2 separate regions of the Homo sapiens genome follow, and region 1 is linked to region 2. Evidence: chromatin loops called from intact Hi-C (ENCODE). Cell type or tissue: OCI-LY7. All regions are shown on one strand. Each heading gives the region's core, and the rest is flanking DNA. Links, peaks and the distances in the headings are about the cores only. Region 1 has its middle 6.4 kb from the start of MXD3. Region 2 overlaps SLC34A1 (solute carrier family 34 member 1).

What was found. A loop is a pair of places that touch in the nucleus more often than their neighbours do. Peaks named below come from ENCODE experiments on the same cell type or tissue, not always from the same donor. Only the 100,000 strongest peaks of a DNase experiment are listed, where the experiment ranks them.
Region 1: a loop joins it to region 2, with 7 times the contacts of the local background. A loop is called at or near these places in 32 of 110 quality-filtered maps.

What each region holds. Positions count from the first base shown.
Region 1 is chr5:177,314,204-177,322,471 of GRCh38, forward strand. No RefSeq gene overlaps it. Among named protein-coding and RNA genes, the nearest start is that of MXD3, 6.4 kb to the left of the region's middle. RefSeq lists enhancers at 3,725-4,019, 5,735-6,236, 6,237-6,736 and a silencer at 3,725-4,019. In OCI-LY7, for the core only: CTCF peaks have their summits at 3,855 (motif pointing right) and 4,057; a DNase peak (open chromatin) is centred at 3,878.
Region 2 is chr5:177,385,660-177,393,981 of GRCh38, forward strand. It overlaps SLC34A1 (solute carrier family 34 member 1), which reads left to right. Exons shown (of 13, transcript NM_003052.5): 2 at 36-191; 3 at 328-477; 4 at 562-690; 5 at 764-907; 6 at 2,103-2,214; 7 at 2,335-2,530; 8 at 2,618-2,713; 9 at 8,035-8,104. The coding sequence starts at 83. Among named protein-coding and RNA genes, the nearest start is that of SLC34A1, 5.4 kb to the left of the region's middle. RefSeq lists enhancers at 1,956-2,456, 2,457-2,957, 3,476-4,675, 3,716-6,529, 3,761-3,810 and 2 more. In OCI-LY7, for the core only: CTCF peaks have their summits at 5,010 (motif pointing right) and 5,209; DNase peaks (open chromatin) are centred at 1,922, 3,642, 4,212 and 5,052; H3K4me3 peaks cover 1,728 bases; H3K27ac peaks cover 3,105 bases.

The DNA of each region.
Region 1 (8,268 bases), core at 1-8,000, 72 kb before region 2:
TTTTATTTCACTAAAGTCAGCACCATGCAGTGCAGACACGAACCTACTCAGATGTCTGGGCCCTAGGTGGCCTGGCCTCCAGTCTGGGTGGGATAGGGGTGGGGAGGTTCTGAAGGAGGAGAATTTTCAGCAAAGGGAAAGAAGGAAGCATATGTGAGCTGAAGACATGGCCAGGAGGTGGTGGGAGTCGGGGTGGGGCTGCAGAGGGGCTGGAGGGCTCATGTCAAGGAGTTTGGACTTCATCCTAGGAGCTGCAGAGCGGTTTTGAGCCAGGGACAGCATGTGGGCTGGGGTCAAGGCCACCGGCCAGGCCAGACAGGAACAATACCTCCCCAGGAACAGGATGGGACGGGGCATGGGGGGATCCAGCCTGGACCAGCAGGGATCCTGCCCCAAGCCCTTGGATGTCCCCTGGGCCCCTGTGAGAAAATGCTAGAGCTAGTGGCCTCTAGGCACAGGACTGGACAGAGGAGCTGCAGTGCCCCCCCAGCAGTGACCAGCCCAGATCCTCTGCCCTGGAGTCCGCAGGGTCCTGCGCTTCGCCCTGTGACCTCCTGCCTCCACCAGCCCACTGTAACTGGGGTTCTGCTGCCTGTACTTGCAGTGCAGACTCTACCCGGGTCTATGGTCCTCTGGGCTCCAAGGACAGAGTCTGCATCTGTGCCCTGAGTGGAAGGGGAGAAGGGAGACCCCCCCGCCCCAGGCCTTTGTCCCAGTTAGGACCCCTTGAAGAGGGGAGCCAATCCTGGGCTCACCGTCCTCCTCCACTCCATGGACACTCCATGGTGCAGGAGGAGATGGCCCTGCGTTCCCCAGATCCCTTTCCCCTTCTCCCCTGCAAGGAAGAGTCATCGGGGGAGTCGGGAGCCTGGCTCCGACCCTGGAACCCTGCCCAGCCTCCTCCCTGGGCTGCCCGCAGCCTCCCCTCTCCCAGAGAGCAGCACTCCCCAGTCACAGAGCTAACCAGGTCACGCCCCCACTGAAGGCCTCATGCCCCCGCTGAAGGCCCACGCTCCCATGGCCTTCAGGACAAAGTTTGAGCTGGGCAGGGGACATGCCATGGCCTTGCCCACCTCCCTGCCTCTGCCATCTCTGCTCAATGTCACTTGCTCCAGGAGGTTCCCAGGCCTCCCTCCTTCAGCGCATTCTCCCAAGTAGCAGTGGGCCCTGCATCTCTCAGGGTCAGCCTCTTCCTGCAGACTACGACCTCAGCGACAGAGCAAACCAATGCCGAACAGGGGCTTGGCCAAGCCATAGGCAAGGGGTAGGGAAGGGCTGGTGGGCCTGTGTCTCCATGCCCATAGGATGTCAGAAGAAGCAGTCAGCAGACCCCCACACAGAGGCCACCTCTGGAACGCACCCCCCCCCCCCGCCAACCCCAGCTGTTGTGGCAGTGCAGCATAATGATCAGGAGTTGGGTGCCAGCCGGTCCCTCGCTTGGTGTCACAGGGGCTAAGCCAAGAGGCCAGCCCTGGCTAGACAGGTCTCAGAAGTGCCTGGCAGCCCCTGCTATCCGGGGAGGAACACTGCAAACAGGCCTCTGTAGGCTCAGTAGTATGGCCATTTTTTTTTTTTTTTTTTTTGAGGTGGGGTCTTCTGCTGTCACCCAGCTGGAGTGCAGTGACACAATGAGGGCTCATTGCAGCCTTGACCTGCTGGGCTCAAGCAATTCTCCCGCCTCAGCCTCCCAAGTAGCTGGGACCACAGCTGCATGCCACCATGCCTAATTTTTTTATTTTTTGTAGAGATGGGGTTTCACCATGTTGGCCAAGCTGGTCTTGAACTCCTGACCTCAGGTGATTTGCCCCCCTCAGTCTCCCAAAGTGTTGGGATTACTGGCTTGAGCCACCGCACCCGGCCTGATTTGCATTTTTTCTAAGTCAGCTGAAAGTCTTATTTTTCCACTGGATATAATGTATTGTTATCCTCTATCTGCTTTTAATATTTTCTCTTCACCTTTGGTTTTCAACTGTTGGCTGTGACACGCCTGGGTGTGGTTTTCTTGGTGCTTGCCTTGCCTGGGGTGTCTTGAGCTTCTGCAAAAGTTTTCAGTTCTTATCTCTTCAAATATTTTTCCTGTCTTATTCTACCCATACTTCCCTACTCTAACCCCAATTTCATGTATGTTGCCCAACTTGGTAATATATGAAGGGTCTTACTTTGTTGCCCAGGCTGGAGTGCAGTGGTATGAACACAGCTCACTACAGCCTTGACCTCGCAGGCTCAGGTGATCCTCCTGCCTCAGCCTCCTGAGTAGCTAGGATTACAGGTGTGCAACACCACGCCCAGCTAATTTTTTGTATTTTTTGTAGAGACAGGATTTTGCCATTGTTGCCCAGGCTGGTCTCAAACTCTTGAGCTCAAGCAATCCGTCTGCCTCGGCCTCCCAAAGTGCTAGGATTACAGGCATGAGCCACCTTGCCTGGCTTTTCCTATTTCAGTCAACAAATGTTTCACTTGCCTATTCCAATTCTTCATCAAACCATCACTCTGGGGAGGATGTCTCCGCCACTGTTGGACACTATGTGCTGTAAAATGTGTTCCTTGGTCTGAAGAAATGTGACCTGGCAGAGTCCAAATTGGTACCTTTTTTTTTTTTTTTTTGAGATGAAGTCTCGCTCTTGTCCCCCAGGCTGGAGGGCAATGGATGGCGCGGTCTCGGCTCACTGCAACCTCCACCTCCTGGGTTCAAGCGATTCCCTTGCCTCAGCCTCCCAAGTAGCTGAGATTACAGGCACCTGCCACCATGCCCGGCTAATTTTTATATTTTTAGTAGAGACAGGGTTTCACCATGTTGGCCAGGCTGGTCTCGCACTCCTGACCTCAGGTGATCTGCCCACCTCGGCCTCCTAAAATGCTGGGATTACAGGCGTGAGCCACTGCGCTCAGCTGAGTTCCAGTCCTTTTACTGTGCTGTGAGCATTTGCATCTACCACAGGGAAGCTGAGCCCAGTGTGCAGAGTGACTGTTCCTGCCACGACTTACACTTCCTGGGGCTACAGGCTTCAGTGTGACTTGCCTATCAAGCCTCTCGTTGACAGACAGAACAGTTACTGGTGTTTTGTGCCTCAGAGGGTGCAAGGGGAACATGTCTAGACTCAGTCCATCCCTGCACTGTGGCAACCCCGTATGTCCCTCATATCATGAGGCCTCCTTAAGTGAGCACACCAGAATATCCACTGACTGAATCCAATCACCCCCTGATCCTGGAATGGGGTTCTTCTGATGAACATCAAACGTCCTACTTTAATGTACCCCTCCGACTCCCATAATGATGTCCACAGGCCCATGTGGACCTATTAGTGGGATCACTAATAGGCCAGTTTTCCATTGCCCTTCTGCTGACTGTGCGGGCAGGTTGGCCACTGCCCGTGAGATGTAGCACAAACACCAGTCAATTCAACCTGCTGAGGTGATTTGTTTTTACCTTCTTTGATGGTCTTCCAGATAGGAAGCTGTCCTGTCACCTTGAAAGCCGCCTGTCATCCATAAACCAGGCGGCTCTTGTTGGTCAATAGAGAGCTGTTCATAGGGCACTCACTGCCCATGTGGCCCGTGAAACTCCTTAGGTGGCTCTGAAGTTGCCTGTGGGGGAAGAGGCACCCACTTGGGACGGCCTTCTTGCATTCCCCAGATAGCATGTTTCCAGAAAAATCATTTCCAAATGATGATGGACCCTTCTGGGCACTGCCCTCCTATCAGAGTATTTCCCCAACATCACCCAAGAAATTATAAGTATTTCAGGTTTCAAGGTTATTTTATGTCCTTAAGTCATAGGGGCAATTGGACTTTAATTAAATCCAATAGCAAGTTAGTCAAATGGAAATTTCCTGGTCCAAAATCCCAGTGGTTGCCACTAGGTGGCACTCCGGCTTTTGCCCTCAGGTCCAGTCTGCTCCTCAGCGGGGCTACGGTACAACAAATGAACAACTTGCACAGGCTTGGGCAATCTTACTGGTTTCCATCAAGTACATCCAATCAATATTGGCAGGTGGGGAGATTCACATGCCTTCCGCTTTAGCATGCTAGGTAAGAGAAACACCTCAGCCAGACCCAATATCCACCCCCATAGTACATTCAGGTAAAGGAGCTGCAGTCGCTTTGCATAAAGCCTGCTCAACCCTCACCGTTTCCATTCCATCAGGTATCACATTCCCATATTCTCCCAGTCGAACTCTCGCTCCCATTGGGACTTCACAAATAGATTTTGGAATCACAGAGCTTGGGTTCCACAAAAAGGTGTCCCAGTAAAGTCTCTCCTGCAGCCCCTGACCATTTCACCGGCTCATGTCCACATGGCCTTGGGTCCGCAGTGGGTGTCAGTCATTATCTTGATTAGATTGTGGCACAATTGCCCCAGGTGACTACCTATCAGCTTTCTCCTTGTCATCTTTCCCTCTGGCCTTTTTTTTTTTTCCTGGAGACGGAGTCTCACTCTGTCGCCCAGGCTGGAGCGCAATGGCGCGATCTCAGCTTACTGCAACCTCTGCCTCCTGGGTTCAAGCGATTCTCCTGCCTCAGCCTCCTGAGTAGCTGGGATTACAGGCACCCGCCACCATGCCTGGCTAGTTTGTCTGTTTGTTTGTTTGTTTGCTTTTTAGACAGAGTTTTGCTCTTGTTGCCCAGGCTGGAGTGCAATGGTGTGATCTCAGCTCACTGCAACCTCTGCCTCCTGGGTTCAAGCGGTTCTCCTGCCTCAGCCTCCCAAGTAACTGGGACTACAGGCACGTGCCACCACACCCGGCTAACTTTTTGTATTTTTAGTAGAGACAGGGTTTCACCGTGTTAGCCAGGATGATCTCGATCTCCTGACCTCATGATCCGCCCGCCTCAGCCTCCCAAAGTGCTGGGATTACAGGCGTGTGCCCCCACGCCTGACCATTTTTTTGTATTTTTGGTAGAGATGGGGTTTCACCATGTTGGTCAGCCTGGTCTCGAACTCCTGACCTCAGGTGATCCTCCCAAAGTGCTGGGATTACAGGCCGGCCTCCCTCTAACATTTTAAAATCTTCCAAACTAAGGTGAGTAAATCAGATTTGTTTAGGGCCCTTCAATAGTGGGGGACCAGCAGAAGCTCCCATCTGTCCACCCAAGGACTTCCAAGGGTGTTGGAGATGACCTTTGTTTTGACCCCATCAATGCCTACTTTATTCAGTCCATTTCATTAAGAACCCTTTAAAGATTCCATCCTGCTGGGATGAGTATCTTGACTCTTCCCTTTGTTTTCCCCACTCTCTTGTGAATCATTCTAACCATCTTCACTGTTGTTTCAGCATAATTTTCCCCCTCAAAAGTGGCCCTGGGAATAGCTGTAGCTCAGACCAGCCACAATCCAAGCTTGGCCCAATCTCAGGATCTGCCCTATCACCATCTTTTGCCTTCATTGTTGCTACAGAGAACAATAGGATGGTATATTTAGCTTGTTTCTAGTTACTTTGCATTTCCTTATACGTCCAGTGAACTAACTCCTTGGGAGTTGCATCCATCATTTCTAAAATTCATTATTAATTTTTGCCTCCACTAACTGATCACAGCACAGCTGCATTTCCATACCACAGTGAACTCATGGCCCTCCAGGAATCAAAGGTTCATCATACTCCATCCTCTCATCCAATTCCTAGAGATAGTAACTCACTCACTCACCTGCAAGCGTGCCGTGCCTTTCATATTCATACTAACCAATCCAGAGCCCATACCTTCCAACCACCTCCTTTACTGGGCTCTTACACGCTGCACCACTATCCCCCAGAGACTGGACAACTAGGGACATCCTACCCCAAACCCATTGAAATTATTCAAGCTAGGCAATCCTAGACCTGCTCACTCTGCCTCTCAGGTTCCTTCCTAAGCAAACCACAATAAAGGCTCTTGCCCCACAGTTCCCCTCCCTCCCTCTGCCCCCGACCAACACTGGTGCTTCCCCGTGTGGCCCGTGTTAGTGTGCGGTGCCGCCTGTTTCTAGGGAACTGTGAGTATAAGCTTCTTCCCACCATGGCAGTCATTTCTGTGTCTGTTACATCATATCTAAGGACAACAAATCCAAGGTGTCCTTACAACAACTGGCGCAGTGAGCAGGGTGGTTTGATGCCAGATGGAGATGGTATGTCCTCAAACTGCTCTTGGCTTACTAACTGGATCCACCAGGCAGTGGCCATTGCCTGGAAGGCAGCCCTGGTCATTTGTGCGCCCCCTTGATGGCTGGTGCACTGTGTGGTGTGTTGTGGGTGCTGCTGTGGATTCCCAACCTGAGGGCGGTGCTCGGGAAGCTGAGTCCTCCCGGAGCTGCTGCCCAGGCTAGAGTGTTCAGTGCCTGGGACTCAGGCCACAGGGCACTCGTCTTTCTCCGTGCTGGTGGAGCACCCAGACGCCAGAACAGAACACCTGGAGGTATACGGAAAACTGACCACATCGGTTTCTTGAAAAAGTCCTTCCATGGCCGGGCATGGTGGCTCACGCCTGTAATCCCAGCACTCTGGGAGGCCAAAGCAGGTGGATCACCTAAGGTCGGGAGTTTGATACCAGCCTGAGTAACATGGAGAAACCTCGTCTCTACTAAAAATACAAAATTAGCCGGGTGTGGTGGCACATGCCTGTAATCCCAGCTACTCGGGAGGCTGAGGCAGGAGAATCGCTTGAACCCAGGAGGCGGAGGTTGCAATGAGCCAAGACTGTGCCATTGCACTAAAGCCTAGGCAACAAGAGCAAGACTCCATCTCAAAAAAGAAAAGGAGAGAAAAGGTCCTTCCAAAGACAACAAGAGCAACTACCCTGCTAGCGTCATGGGATGAGTCTAACCCACTGACCAGGCAGCACTGGCAAGCGGTGGGGCCAGCCATGTCGGTCACTTGTATGCAAGTGCTCAGTGTCTGGGATGTTATATGCTCCAGCAGGCACTTGATAAACCACTTCCCCTTTTCCTTCTGGCCTTTGCTGAGTCAAAAGTTTCAGCCTGTTCTCTGGAGTATGGGAAGAGTACTCCACCTGAACGCCTGCATGTGTAGCGTAGGCTGTTCCCACGGTCAGTGTCAGGGTGTCCTCTTCAAGGGATCCGGGCACCCTGCAAATGTTCTTGTTCCAGCCACAAACCTCTCTTCCTTTAGCCAGGTCCTGAAGCTTTCCTCTTTTAGTGTGGGGCTTTCATTATGATTTATTCTTAAGTCCGAATGTTATTTGGTAGTATGTTTTTAGTTTCCAGATACAAAGGATTTTTTCAGTTATCTTTTGGTTGCTGATTTCCATTTATATTCTCCATATTCCTTTTTTTCTTTTCTTTTTTTTTTTTTTTTTTTTTTTTTTTGAGACAGAGCCTTACTCTGTTGCCCAGGCTGGAGTGCAGTGGCACGATCTCAGCTCACTGCAACCTCCGCCTCCCAGGTTCAAGTGATTCTCCTGCCTCAGCCTCCCGAGTAGCTGGGACTACAGGCACGCACCACCATGCCCGTCTAATTTTGTATTTTTTTAATTTTTTTTTTTTTTTCAGACAGAGTCTCGCTCTGTCACCAGGCTAGAGTGCAGTGGCACGATCTCGGCTCACTGCAACCTCTGCCTCCCAGGTTCAAGCCATTCTCCGGCTTCAGCCTCCCAAGTAGCTGGGACTACAGGCACACGCCACCACACCCAGCTAATTTTTTTGTATTTTTAGTAGAGACGGGGTTTCAACATGTTGGCCAAGATGGTCTCGATCTCAACTTCGTGATCCGCCTGCCTCGGCCTCCCAAAGTACTGGGATTACAGGCATGAGCCATCATGCCGGGCCCATTCTCTTTAAAAATCTCCTCTTTATAAATCTCTTTATAAATCTCCATCTCTGTGTTTCCTCCCAAGGTCCTCTGATCTTTGATCTGATCTTCAAATTAGTTGATCTTCAACTAATTTGGTGAATCCATTTTGTTATCAACCCCTATATTGAGTCCTTTATGTCAACTAAAAAGTTGCATATCCGTGTCTCCAGGTGGTTCTAACTGCTTATTCTTCCCTCATGTTTCCAACAGCATGCCTGGTCTCTGAGGAAACACTTCACTCCACAGGCCTATGAGCTTGGCTTCCTCAGTCATATACACACATAATATATATCTCATATACACAGAAATTATATAAAATTGTCTATGTAATTTTTGTTGTTATATTAATTACATATAATTATATACAGTTTTTTATATATGTGTGTGTGTGTGTGTGTGTGTGTGTGTGTATATATATATATATATATATTTTTTTTTTTTTTTTTTTTTTTTTTTTTTTTTTGAGACAGAGTCTCGCTCTGTCACC
Region 2 (8,322 bases), core at 300-8,299:
GCATGAGTGTCCCGGACACAGCTATTGTCATTCAGCGTTGCTGAGACCCACTGACCTGCAGACCTCATAGTGGGTGCCCAGGATGTTGTCCTACGGAGAGAGGCTGGGGTCCCCTGCTGTCTCCCCACTCCCAGTCCGTGGGGGGCATGTGATGCGAGGGACGGCCTTTGCCTACGTGCCCAGCCCTCAGGGTAAGTGCTGCTCCCACACCCTGGACCCTGGTTGCCCACGGTTGCCCACATCCCGGATGAGGCCACTTCCCCCGCCTGTTCCTCCCCGCCTCCCCACTTTGGGGCCCTGGGGCTCCTGACCAGGCTCCCTCCCTAGTCCTACACAGGATCCCGGGGACCTCTGCCTATGCCTTCCCCAGCCTGGGCCCTGTGGCCCTTGCTGAGCACACCTGCCCCTGTGGGGAGGTCCTGGAGCGCCATGAACCACTGCCTGCCAAGCTGGCCCTGGAGGAGGAGCAGAAGCCAGGTGGGCCTGGGCTGGGGGTGGCAGAGGCGGCAGCAGTCCCTGCCCTGGCCTCTGCCCACTATGCTCATGGCTTCCCCCATCCAGAGTCCAGGCTGGTCCCCAAGCTGCGCCAGGCTGGCGCCATGCTGCTCAAGGTGCCACTGATGCTCACCTTCCTCTACCTCTTCGTCTGCTCCCTGGACATGCTCAGCTCGGCCTTCCAGCTGGCTGGAGGTAGGGCCCGGGTGGAGGAGACCTGGGAGGGGTTCCTGAAGGGCCTTGGACAACGCTGGCTCATGCTCCCCAGGGAAGGTGGCTGGTGACATCTTCAAGGATAACGCCATCCTGTCCAACCCGGTGGCCGGGCTGGTGGTGGGGATCCTGGTGACCGTGCTGGTGCAGAGCTCCAGCACCTCCACATCCATCATCGTCAGCATGGTCTCCTCTGGCTGTGAGTTGGCCCACCAGGGTGGGGAAGAGCTTGGAGGGGCACCCCAGGAGCTGGGAAGGGTGGCAAATGGGGAGCGTGACCCCAGTAAGGCTGGCCTCCATTCAGCTTGACTCCTGTATCAGCCAGGGACATGAGAGGAGCCCAACTGTAGCTGTATGTGACCCAGATGATTTATGGCAAGGAACTGGCTTCCCCGATGGTAGTTTGTCTGGGCAAGTCAGGAATCCGTAGGCCAGGGCATTGGAAGGGCAGGCGGGAACTCTCAGGTGGGCGCCGACACTGCAGTCCAGACAGGGCAGCGTTTCTCCTTTCTCAGGGAAGCCTCAGTTCTGCTTGAGGCCTTTCATTCTATTGGATTAGGCTGACCCAGGTTACCAAGGATAATCTCCTTTTCTTAAAGTCAGCTGACTGTAGACGTGAATTGCATCTACAAAACACCTTACAGAACACCCAGGCTAGTGTTGGGTTGAATAACTGGGTACCACAGCCTAGCTAAGTTGACACATAAAACTAACCATCACTGGCCGGGCGCAGTGGCTCATGCCTGTAATCCCAGCACTTTGGGAGGCTGAGGGGGGCAGATCACGAGGTCAGTAGATCGAGACCACCCTGGCTAACACGGTGAAACCCTGTCTCTACTAAAAATACAAAAAAAAAAAACAACAAAAACCAAAAAGCATTAGCCAGGCGTGGTGGCAGGTGTCTGCAGTCCCAGCTACTCAGGAGGCTGAGGCAGGAGAATGGCATGAACCCAGGAGGCAGAGCTTGCAGTGAGCCGAGATCATGCCACTGCACTCCAGCCTGGGCGACAGAGCGAGACTCTGTCTCAAAACAAACAAACAAAAAAACTAACCATCACACTCTGGGGCATGTGTGCACACACAAGCACAAATCTCTATTTGCACATAGGACATGAGCCCACGAGCCCTCATAACGAAGGCCTCACACGCACACACGTTCACATCCATACACCATGTGCAGCACGTGTACATCTACTCGCATGGATGAATGCACACACCTGTAAACGCACAGCCCGTGCCCACATGCACCTGTGACGCCAACGTTAGGCAGACTCAGCAGCATGGCAGGAGCGGCCACTGGGGACTGGGACGTGGGTGGGGGGCCTGACAGGAGTTGTGGTGGTGCAGGAGCTGGGTGACCGTCAAATTCATTAGGACGTCTTCTCTTCTACCAGTGCTGGAGGTGAGCTCTGCCATCCCCATCATCATGGGCTCCAACATCGGCACCTCTGTCACCAACACCATCGTGGCCCTGATGCAGGCGGGGGACAGGACTGACTTCCGGCGGTGAGGGGGGCTGGGGGTTGGGGGCTCGTGCCTGGGGGAGGACAGCCCCAGATGCCAGGAACCCCAGGCGTGACTGTGCACTGGCTCGAGCCTGCCTTGCAATGTGGCCTCCCTGCCCAGGGCCTTCGCGGGGGCCACGGTGCATGACTGCTTTAACTGGCTGTCAGTGCTGGTCCTGCTGCCCCTGGAGGCTGCCACTGGCTACCTGCACCACATCACTCGACTTGTGGTGGCCTCCTTCAACATCCATGGTGGCCGTGATGCTCCTGACCTGCTCAAGATCATCACAGAGCCCTTCACGAAGCTCATCATCCAGGTGACAGCAGGGCCTGGCATGGGGTGAGGGTGGGGGTAACAAGGGACCCAGCCTCCTTCACTCCCCCTGCCCACATCTTGCCCACAGCTGGACGAGTCTGTGATAACCAGCATTGCCACTGGTGATGAGTCCCTGAGGAACCACAGTCTCATCCAGATCTGGTGCCACCCAGACTCCTTACAGGTGAGTCCCAGGCCTAACCCCAGGTAAGAGGACTCCCTCTTCAGACTCTTGGTTTCATTGTCTGTTCAAAATGCTCCAGATAGACCTTGAAGATCATTTAGCCAGGAGAGGGCAAATATGTGGCCCTTCTACTGTGCTTACAGTTAACATTGCTAATTCCTCCCAACTTCCCACATCGCCTTAGGCAGACATCACCAATCAATTAAAGTTGTTATGTAATTGATCTAGCCCAGTGGTTCTTGAAGTGTGGTCCCAGGCCAGCATCTTGTGTGCCGTGTGGGAACCTATTAGAGATGCAAATCACCCTGCCCTTCCCTAGACCTACTGAATCTGGAAACCCCTGGGAGCGGGGCCAATGGCCTATGCTTCAGCAGTTCCTCTAGGTGTGCTCAGTGCTCAAGTTTGAGAACCGCTGATCCAGCGCAACCCTTGGGTTTCACAGGTAGAGACACAGGTTCAGAGAGGCTAAGAAACGTGCCAGAGCTTATCCTACCATGTCAGGGCCTGAGCACCCTAGAGGGGTTAGTGACTCAGCTGGGCCATGTTTTGGGACCCAGGTAACGTGGGGAAGAGGCAGAGTGCTATAAGGATACCAAGGAAAGTAACAGGAAGGTGAGCTGCGTGGAGAACTCCTTGGAGATGTTAACAGCCGCTTGTGCTGGCATCGGGGGTTCCTTCTCCTGGAGACTGCCACAGGCGGGAGTCCCTTGTCCTTCTGCACTGTTTCTGCTGCTTCTAATACTGGGAAGATCTGTTTGAATCAAGTGGATGCTCATGGACCACCCATTATGCCAGGCTGATGAGGAAGCAGGCAATTAGCACACTTCCTTACTCAGCTGTGAAAAGGCAAATGCTTCATCCAAACCACAATGCACCATATTTGCTTCTCCCTGATGCTTGCATGTGAGACATAACTCCATTTACAATGAGATACGAGGAAATCCAAGCCACAGCACAGCACAGCACAGCACAAGCCCTTCCCCTTCCCCTTCCCCTTCCCCTTCCCCTTGCTGCTTCTTGTGACTGGACCTTTACCCTGGTGCGAACAGAAAACACTCATCTGACTCGCCCTGCGATGCTCCTTTGCATCTGAAGTTGCTCCAGCTCAGCCTCTGAGTGTTCAAAGCAGCCTTACATAAAAAAAAACCCCTGCGGGCAGCTTTTACGCTGACTTCATGACCTCTTTAATACATCAACCACTTTCTCACGAGCTCTCTGAGCACTCTTAGTGCTCTCTGACTCACCACAAGCCTCTCTACTTCATAGCAAAATCTGGAAGGGAGAGAAATCACACACTTTGATCTTCGCAAAAAGCAAGCCATGGAAGACAGCTCTGTTCCTCACTGCCCCTGAGCTCCCTGCCGGCCACCTACTGCAGCTTCCGGCAGATCTCAACCAGCAGCCTCCACGTCCTCACTTGAAGTCATCCTCACCCAGGTTCACTCTGGGGAGGCCGCCCTTGGGCCTTTCTCTACGGCTGCAGCTGACACTTGTCCAGCTGGTTTCTCTTCCTCACTCTACCAGGAAATGCTTTCCTTAAACGCTTTCTGCAGGGCAGGGTCTCATTTCCTCGGCTTGGAGAGTAGCTGGTGGGTGGGACCCAAGCTCTCACTTTCATCCCCTTTCTGGGACAGCGCCCCGAAGGAGTGTGACTCACACAGCAGTGGATGTGCTTGGTCTTGCAAAGTGTGAAGTGCGTCCTGGCTCTTCCTGCCCAAAGACGGGCCACAGAGTCTCCCCGTGCTCCCTTCCAACCTGTTCCCATTGACGCCAACTTTCACCATGCTGGACCTGAACCAGCCCGAAACAGTCTCCAGGGAAGCTATGCACCAGGGAGAGGAGGCAAGTCCAAGGCCTACCAGATGGGGAAAGCAGCAGCAGCGGCAGTTGAGTGATCAGACACTTGAGTCTCCCGGGACCCTGACACCGTCCTGGGAATCACCTTCTTATGTGGCCACACTGTGGACTGTCAACTATACCTGCCTGGATTAAACAAGCATCTTTTGAGGACTTGCAACCTGGGAGGCAGGGATTATCACGTCCCCATTTTACAGACGAGGAGCACTGAGCCCCAGAGAAGTGCAGTGGCTTGCCCAAGTCCATGTAATTGAGGTAGGATACAAATCCTGGTAGAATCCTGACTATCTCGTTGCCTCTCTCACTCACCGGTCTGACATTCTACTATGTATGTCTGCTTCCCATGCTGCCCATCAGGCCTGAAGGCCACCAGGTGACCATAGCCACGTGGAGACGACTCCAGAGATAGCGGGTGTTGCTCTAAGGAGAAGTTCTCCTTTTCGCCACCAGGTGGTGCTGCTGGCACAGTGCTCTCCCTCGGCTTCCAGAAGAACAAAGGCCCTAGAGCTCCCCTTCCTCTGAGGGGGAAACTGCTGCGCTGGCCCACATCCTGACAGTCTCCTGTGAGCTTAATCACCTCCTTCAGTCCCCAGAAGGGGCCTCTTTAATTTAGGGTGTCCCTATAGGCACTTAAATCCCAACTCCCTCTTCCAAAATGCTTCCAACTAGCCCCTGGGAAAAGGTGGGTAGCATTATGGACTTCATGCTGCAGAGGAGGAAACTGAGGCCCAGAGAGGCTAAGTGTTTGCTCTGGTGACACACAGCTGGGAACGGCTCAGCTGGGGTATGGGCCCAGGGCTGTCCACAGGCCCATTCTGTTCTTCCCACAGAGCCCACCACCCGCTTCAGGCCCCTCCAGCCTCTCCTACCCCACCCCAGGCCCAGGCAGGGATGGGCACATCTTGGGAAGATGCCCCCAGATCCTGGGCCTCCCAGCTCTTTTATCTAAGCTGGAGTTTCCATCTTCTCCCTCTGCCCCACAGGGAAGCCCCAGGGCCTGCTCCCTCCCGGCAGTTCACTCTCTGCCTGGCTTTGTCCCTCCTGCCAGCTTTACCTTCCTCTCTTGTACTTTAGGGTCTCTGGGCTCCCAGCCAGGGCCACACAGTCCCAGGCAAGAAGGTCAAGGTTCTAAAAACCCAGAGGGCTTGGCCCTGCTGCTGCCTCTGCCAGCCCTAAGTTGGGACCCCAGTAAAGTTCCCCATTCTCCTCCAGCCTTCGCAGGGTCCCACAGTCCTCCCCACAGAGACCACTGGGCCCAGCCCAGGTTAGGTCAGTGGGGCACACGTTGACCAGGCACCTACTCATTCAAGGGGTTGTCTGCTACCTCAGCATCCAGGCTGGGTACTCCCAGGAAGGTCCAGCAGGCTCCTCCCCAACAGGGCTAGGGTTCTCAGGTTCATCTGCAGGGGCCACTGGTCCTGACCTAGGAAGTCAGTCACACACACAGCCTCCCAACCATGTGATCCTGAACGGGCCCAGCGAGGGAGAGGGTCACTCCATATCAGAAGACAGTTTACCGAAGGCTCATGATGAGCCAAGCCCTGTGATGAGCGCTTTAAACACATTCCCCCTGTAACCTTTACAGCAGCTCCTCTATTATCCTGCGTTAGAGAAAACAGGCTCTGAGAGGTGGCATGGCTTACCCAGGGTGGTTGGTATAAGAAGCAGGATTTGAACTCAGATCTGCCTAACAGCAAACACCTGGCTCTCTCTCTCCCTTACCCTCGCAGCAGTTACCGTTGCTTTCCCAGCCTGGTTTTCTCATCTAGCCCATCGCAGCCTATTTTTTCCAGGCTTCTTGGCCTGCCATTCAGGCCCAGTCTTGATGGGTCCCCAAGGCCCTGATGTGGCGAACTGGGAGCACAGAAGAGCACATTGCCCCATTCAAGGGAGCACATCCCGCTAAAATAAACCCGGATGTTACACCAGACGCCATAAAAGTTCTTACCTTGGCCAGCATGGTGGCTCACACCTGTAATCCCAGCACCTTGGGAGGCCGAGGTGGGTGAATCACCTGAGGTCAGGAGTTCGAGATCAGCCTGGCCAACATGGCGAAACCCCATCTCTACTAAAAATACAAAAAATTAGCTGGGCGTGGTGGCAGGGGCCTGTAACCCTAGCTACTCGGGAGGTGGAAGCGGGAGAATCGCTTGAACCCAGGAGGCGGAGGTTGCAGTGAGCCGAGATTGTGCCACTGGACTCCAGACTGGGCAACAGAACAAAAACTCTGTCTCAAAATAAATAAATAAATAAATAAATAACTTCTTAACCCAACAAGGCTACAAATGAGTTGTCCACAGGCCAGACTGGCCTGCTTCTGCTGACCTTCATTGAATTGTAAAAGATAACTCAAAGTGGTCGCCAATATTTACAGATTGGGAGTTTGTTGCTTTCGGGAGTTTTTCATTTTTTGAGATAAGGTCTTGCTCTGTCACTCAAGCTGGAGTGCAGGGGCATGATCATAGCTCACTCCAGCCTCGACCACCTGGGCTCAAGAGATCCTCCTGCTCCAACCTCCTGAGTAGCTAGGACTACAGGTGTACACCACCATGCCCTAATTTTCTTTGTGGAGACAAGGTCTTGCTATGTTGCCCAAGATGGCCTCCCACTCCTGGCCTCGAGTAATCCTCTCACCTCAGCCCCCCAAAGTGCTGGGATTACAGCCATGAGCCACACTGCACCTGGCCCAGATTGGGAGATTTCATCTAGAACTTCAGAGTTGTGGCTTTTCTCATAGAAATTGGGCAATTTAGCCACACTAGGCTGCGTCCCTGGATGGTGACAGTGATCAGGAGCTGAGTAGCTACTGCTGACTCTACAGGCCCAGCAGAAACTCTCCCCACCTCTTCCACACACAGCCCGAGCTGCTCACTTAGGTTACCGGCCCGGACCTGTGGCCTTCTGAATTGTAGGGCCTCCCTGGGGAGCCCCTTTGTCTCACTGACAGTAGGTGGGCAGAAGAGACGTGTGGGCTGGGCCCTCTGTCCCCTTACACCCCCTGAGGATAAGGAATTGATCTAGAGGAGAATGGAGCTTGAGCTAAGGGTGTCTTGGAGGAGAGGAAGGAGCCAGGATGCTGGGGAAGGGGCACCGAGAAAGGGATGGGTAATAAAAGATGAGGAAGGGGGAGTTTTCAGAAAAAGAGGAACATGTTCAGCAGCACCCAATGCCACTGAGAGAGGGAGGAAAAGAAAGACAGGAAGCCACTGGATGTGGCCCCAGGGAGAGCTGGGCCAGTGGAGTGACAGGGCAGAACACACAGAGGACCAGATTCTTGTGTGGCAGGCACTTTCATCCACATGTCCTCAGTGGAAGAGACAGGCTCAGAGAGGGCAAGAGACCCATCCATGGTCACAGAGCAGGAGGCCCATCTCCATCTTCCCCATCTCTCCCTAACTCCCATCTCAGCCCCAACCTCAGGCTGTGTTTTCCTAATTCACTAAGTCACCCTCCTCCTGATCTAGGCTCCCACCTCCATGTCCAGAGCAGAGGCCAACTCCAGCCAGACCCTTGGAAATGCCACCATGGAGAAATGTAAGTGCCTGCAACATGGGAGGTGTCCTGCATGGCAGGGGCAGAGCCTAGCAGTGGCAGGGCAATCCCACACAGCCACTATTGTGTCCAGCCCCAGGAAGCATGGCTGTCAACTAGCCCAGCTCCTGAGCCTGGGTCAAGCTCCGGTGTTGAGGCTCAAGGAGCCTGAGATGGGGCCTTAGGATCAGAGCCCAACTGGGTGGCAAAGGTGGGGACCT